2 separate regions of the Homo sapiens genome follow, and region 1 is linked to region 2. A link is a loop called in an ENCODE intact Hi-C map of the cell type or tissue named here. Cell type or tissue: lower leg skin. All regions are shown on one strand. Each heading gives the region's core, and the rest is flanking DNA. Links, peaks and the distances in the headings are about the cores only. Region 1 has its middle 15 kb from the start of RBM19. Region 2 has its middle 87 kb from the start of TBX5-AS1.

Evidence for each region. A loop is a pair of places that touch in the nucleus more often than their neighbours do. Peaks named below come from ENCODE experiments on the same cell type or tissue, not always from the same donor. Only the 100,000 strongest peaks of a DNase experiment are listed, where the experiment ranks them.
Region 1: a loop joins it to region 2, with 3 times the contacts of the local background. A loop is called at or near these places in 86 of 110 quality-filtered maps.

The regions. Positions count from the first base shown.
Region 1 is chr12:113,979,524-113,982,439 of GRCh38, reverse strand. No RefSeq gene overlaps it. Among named protein-coding and RNA genes, the nearest start is that of RBM19, 15 kb to the right of the region's middle. In lower leg skin, for the core only: a CTCF peak has its summit at 1,757 (motif pointing left); no DNase peak of the experiment used is centred there.
Region 2 is chr12:114,493,533-114,496,448 of GRCh38, reverse strand. No RefSeq gene overlaps it. Among named protein-coding and RNA genes, the nearest start is that of TBX5-AS1, 87 kb to the right of the region's middle. In lower leg skin, for the core only: no CTCF peak of the experiment used is centred there; no DNase peak of the experiment used is centred there.

The sequences.
Region 1 (2,916 bases), core at 263-2,762, 510 kb after region 2:
AAATTAAGCCATTTGCAATCAAACGGATAACTCTTTTTTTCCTAATCAGTCAAGGTGTTTTCAAGAAAGTGTTTCCAAAGCACCAAAGCTAAGGCACATTGCAATGTACATAAGTTGCTGTTGTTGAAGACAGGAAAATCCACCCAAATCTGGAGCTGTCCTGGGGAATGGAGATCTTGGCTGGGTACACACATGCATGCTGGGCACAGAGCAGGTGCACTGGTTATGAGCCATGTGTCCCCCTCAACCACCAGTTCTGTGCCCTGGAGGCTGGCCCGATGGACTGCATCACCCATGGCTCCCTTACCTGTCCTTCACCTTCTGGCTGGGGTCAGCCCATGGGAGGCGCCAACAGGTGATTGCAGCAGGAGGGGTAAGAAGAGGCAGTTAGAGTCCCCCCAGGCCCAGCCAGGGCTCTGCTGGTGGCTGCGTCTCTCTGTCTGCAGGTCCTCTCTAAGTAGCCCAGTAACCTCACTCCCTCTCCCTGCATCTGGGTTCCTTTCCTGTGGCTGCTGTAACAAATGACCACACATATTGAAAACAATGCAAATTTATTTTCTCACAGCCATGGAGGCTAGAAGCCTGAAATCAGTATGGCTGCGTTAAAGTTGAGGTTATCAGCAGGGCCCCTTTGACGGCTCTAGGGGAGAACCCACCCCATTCTCCCTTCCAATTTCAGGGGGCTGCCAACTTTCCTTGGCTTGTGGCCGCATTACACCAGTCTTCAAGGCTGACACCCTTAAGTTTCTCTGCATTCCATCTCCACAGTGCTTTCCTCTTTTTTTCTTTTTTTTTTTTTTTTTTTTTTGAGACAGGGTGTCACTCTGTTGCCCAGGCTGGAGTGCAATGGTACAATCTCAGCTCACTGCATCCTCCACATCCCAGGTTCTAGTAATCCTCCCACCTCAGCCTCCCAAGTAGCTGGGACTACAGGTGTGTTTCACCACACCTGGCTAATTTTTGTATTGTTTGTAGAGACTGGGTTTTACCATGTTGGCCAGGCTGGCCTCGAACTCCTGACCTCAAGCTATCTGCCCACCTTGGCCTCCCAAAGTGCTGGGATTACAAGCATGAGCAACCACACCTGGCTCCATCTCCTTCGTGTGTCAAATCTCCCTCTGCCTCCCCCTGTAAGGGTACATGTGATGGCATTTAGGGATAATCTCTCATCCCAAGAGCCTTAACTTCATCACATCTGCAAAGACCTTCCCCCTTTTTTTGAGGGAGTGCATATTTTGCAAGGGGCCATTTCTCAGCCTACCGTGACTCCCACTGTTGCAGGTTCCTGGTGCCCTATGACCTCTTGGCATTTCCTTATCCTGGCCCCACCTTCATAGAAGTAGCTGCAAAACCTCAGTGGCCTCTTCCTTGCATGGGACCCTCATGAGCTCAGTTTCCCTGCCCAGCCAGACAGCTCCTTCTTGCTGTCTGTATTGAGGCGCCTCTGCCTTAACTTCCTCCTGGTTCAAATCTATATATTTATTTATGCAGAAATATTTATTGACCAACTACAGCTGGGCGCTCTGTTGAGCAGGGTTCTTCCAGTAAAAAGGCCGAATTCTGTTTCCCCACAGGGGCAAAATCAGGAATAAGCTCCATCCATTGTGTACCAGGCCAGCTTGGGCACATGTCTCTCGCTGTTGTCAAAGTCCCAGCTCTCCTAATTCAGCCTCCTAAGGATTTTTCGCCTTGCTTCTAAGGCTCCGCACGGGCTTATCCACGATCCTTTGGCGTCCCCTGCTGGTAGCTATATAGAATTGTAGGCAGTTTTTCTAATACCCTCACAAAGATAGCTGAGTTAAGATGCCTCTCGCCTAATAAGAAAAAGAGGAAAGGAGATGAGAAGTGTGGACTGGCAATTACAAAGAATACTAGGAGGCAAAAATGTAACGCCAGAAGAGGCATAGACTCCAGCTATTCAATGCATGGCATAGTGGATACAATGCAGATTCTGAATCTCTGTTCACTGCTTCCTGGCTGAGTGAGCCCAGGTAAGTCACTTCACCTCTCTGTGCTTGAATTTCTTCATCTGTCATAATTCTACCTACATTACTGGGTTGCTGTGAGGTTGAAATGAGCTAGTCTGTTTTAACCAGTACCTGGCACAACAAAATACAATTTTGTTATTACTGCCATTGGCATTGTGCTAAGCAGCATAAATATATTCTCTCTAATCCTCACCACGACCCTGGAAGAAGGCATTACTGGTCCTGCTTTGCAAATGAGGAATGAGGTTCAGAGAGGGTGACTGACTTACCCAGGGTCACACAGCATGAAGTGTCAGAGATGGGATTTGGACTCGGGTCTCTCTACCTCCTATGTTTCTGCTCTCTCCAGGGCTCCATGTCATCATCAAGGATGAGTTACTTCATGGCTGTGACTTTCCAGGGCTCCCCTCAGCAGTAGAATGGAAGAGGACAACTGGAGAGATGGTGACGCTGCTTACTTCAAGAAAAAAGCCAAGAGGGGTAGCAGGCAGGCACAGCCCGTGGTTGAAGAGGAGGACTTTCCACTCATTTCAAAGCAGAAACTAGACTTGGACACGACCTTGGAGAAGCATAGCCCCTTCTCCTCCAAGATGGTGCCTATGAAGGTGAAGAACTTGTCCCATAATGAGTATATCAGTCATTGTGATGGCAACAATGATGATAATGATGAATTATAGGAGTATGCCTTTTTTTTTTTTTTTGAGACCGAGTTTTATTCTTGTCACCCAGGCTGGAGTGCAGTGATGCGATCTCGGCTCACATCAACCTCCACCTCCCAGGTTCAAGCCATTCTCATGCCTCAGCCTCCCAGGTATCTACAGCCATGTGCCAACACATCTGGCTAATTTTTGTATTTTTAGTAGAGACAGGATTTCGCCGTGTTGGCCAGGTTGGTCTCAAACTCCTGGCCTCAGGTGATCTGCCTGCC
Region 2 (2,916 bases), core at 300-2,799:
CCTGGATTCTTGAGCAAGAAATAAATGCTTGTTACTTTAAACCATTGAATTTGGTGGTGAGGGAGGGAACTGTTGAATGCTGAAAGCATTCTTGCAGCACCAGCTGGCTAATATACCATGTAACCCACTTAGTGATTGATTTGGAAAAACTTGAGATCTACTAAAATGTCATGATCCCTATGTAAGGAAATTCAGGTGCAAAAAGTGATAGCTCAGTATAGCAGAAGGAAATACATGTGGCTAGGTCACCAACATCCACTTTTTATTAGGATGACTGACTGACTAGTGGAGTGGGAGATTGAACCTTTAAAACAAACCACCCTGCTTTAAGGGACCTCTAGTTCTATACACAGCTTGCATGTAAATGTACCCTTCTCTCAAAATATTATGGCCCCTTACTCTAAGATTTCTTCATGATATTTATTGTTCAGTTGAGTTATGCTTCCTGTAGAAAACTGAGAAATAAAATAAAACAATGAAAAAAATTTAAAGAACCTAATTCCACCACCCAGAGATAGCTTCTGTAAGCTTATTAGCACACAGTCTTCTGTATGCATATTTTTTTCTAATAAAAGTGGGATCATACAGTGTGTAGTGTTTTATAACCCACCAGTCTCCACTTACAAAGAGACTATGCATATTTAGTTTCTGTAGTAGTTTCCTAAAATATTAAACATGTTGACATAATCTAATTGACCAGTTTCTGATTGCTGCACACCTACATTCTTTCTGGTTTCCTTCTATTGTAAATAACACTGCAATGAACATCTTATACCAAAATATTGGTGCAGAGTTCTGATTACTTCCTTAGGATAAATTCCTAGCAGTAGAATTACTAGGCATCAAGGCTTTTAAAAATATGTTTTAAATTTTCCCTCCAGAAAGGTTTATTGATGTGTACCCCTCTCCTCGGTGTTTAAGAATGGGTACTGAGGCTTAATGAAATCAAGGAATTTCAGAGTTAGTCCTTATTTTCAGTTAGCAGTGAAATTCATCAGAACCTTTCAGCCTGGGCACCAGCAATGGTTCACGTATTCAATAAATATTTTTAGAGTGTATACTTTGTGTCAGGCACTGGGGATATAGCAGTGAACAGAGCAAATAGAAATTTTTACCTTGGATATTTAAGGTCCAAAGAAAAAGCCAACATTGAAAGATTGGCTACTCTTTGAGCTTGACATATACTCACAGGGACCCATTTCTCCAAAATTATGGAGCAGTCATTTTGCTCTCTGAGCAGATCCACTTTCCTGCTATTTTCAAGATTCCATTGTTCTCATCCCAGACACCCCAGAAGAAAGTAAAGGAGGTAGGTGAATTCTCCTCAAGTGAAAAGGAGAAGTCCTGACAAACCCCTCCCCTGGAAAGCGAAAGGGAAAAAACTAAATGAATTAGGTCAAATAAATTTAGAGCTGCCCACCCCATCCGCCCAGGAGACGCCGCCTGGTGTTGTGATTTCATAAACCATGGAGCACTGTGCGGGGAGTTTGGGATGATGTCACCTGAACACCAGGATGTATTTATGGCTTCATGCCTACAGCTACCTTTCACTTCTTCTCTTTGGGTAAATACATCATGGGCCCATCACGGTGAAGCCAGCGAGTGCTGGCTGAGTGGTTTATGGTTGTGCCTGTGCTGGGAGGTGTGTTTGCAGGACTGCTTGGCAGATCCCTAGGTGTGAGTTTCTAAGATGCTGGGCCCTGGATCCAAAAACCAGGATATCATGGAGCCTGCTTTTGTCTCTTTCAAGATGTTTCCCTCCCCCTTGCTTCCAGCCCCTGTCCTCAATGTCAGCAAAGCCCACTCCCCTTTCTCCCATCTTTTCTTTCTTGGGTGATAGCCAAAGAAAGAAGCAAACCTCCTCATCGACCTCCCTGAACCAAATTCAAAAGCACTTCAGCTGACACCTCTGCTTTGTTGACCTTTTGGCTTTTGATTTGGGTGAAATTGAAGGTAAAAGAGACATGAATCCAGCAACTGAATTTGACCTCTTAGGCAGTTTGAGGAACAGGGGTGTCCCCAGGAGACGGCAGGGGACATGGTGGGGAGAGGACAGAACAGAGGACTTCGGGGGTACCAGCTCCTCTGGGAAGACTTTGCTGCCTCCATTCCCAGGTGAGTTAGTTTTATGTTTTCTGAGCTCACCTCTGACATAGAATCTATCACACCTCAAAATAACACAGGATGGGCGTGCTCAAAGGTGGAGTCCATGGACCTTACACACAATCAGTATGCAACAAATGCTTATTTAAAAAATGAATGCCTGAATAAATGAATGAGCAGATAAATAGAAGGTTCTCCCTCAGCATCTGGGCTTCTTCCACTTGCCATTTAACTTGGTGTTTTGCCCATCCATTCAACAAAATGTGGGGACCTCTGACCATTCATCAAGCTCTGGATTACATTGGTATCAGTTATTTACACAATAAAAATTTCCTGAGTGCCTACTGCACATCAGGTCGTGGGTTCAATTCCAGTGCTAAAATGAAATTAGTAGTTACCAATTTCATGACGTTCAGTTGAGACTTGAGAAAAAATTATCAGGCAATTTCAATTTCAATTGTTTCATGGATGGGGAAATTACACGATGGCAGAAAAGGGAGTTCTGAATCAGACTGGGGGGATGTCATTAAAGTCTTTTTGAAAAAGAAAAGATGGAGATTCTTGTAGACTTGTTTTTGGAAAAGACTTCATATTAGCTGTCTGGCTCAGTTGTCAACACACAGAAGTCCTTGACCACCAAAGAGACCACATGGTATACCTAATAATAATGCTTCCCATTTAAAAAAATTGCTGCCATTCGAAAAAAAAAAAACTGAGTTGGCAAGGATGTGAATGAATGAGACTTCCAGGCCACTATTTAGAAAATGGCAGGATAAAATGGTGTAACTGTGTTGGAGAGCAAACGAACAATAG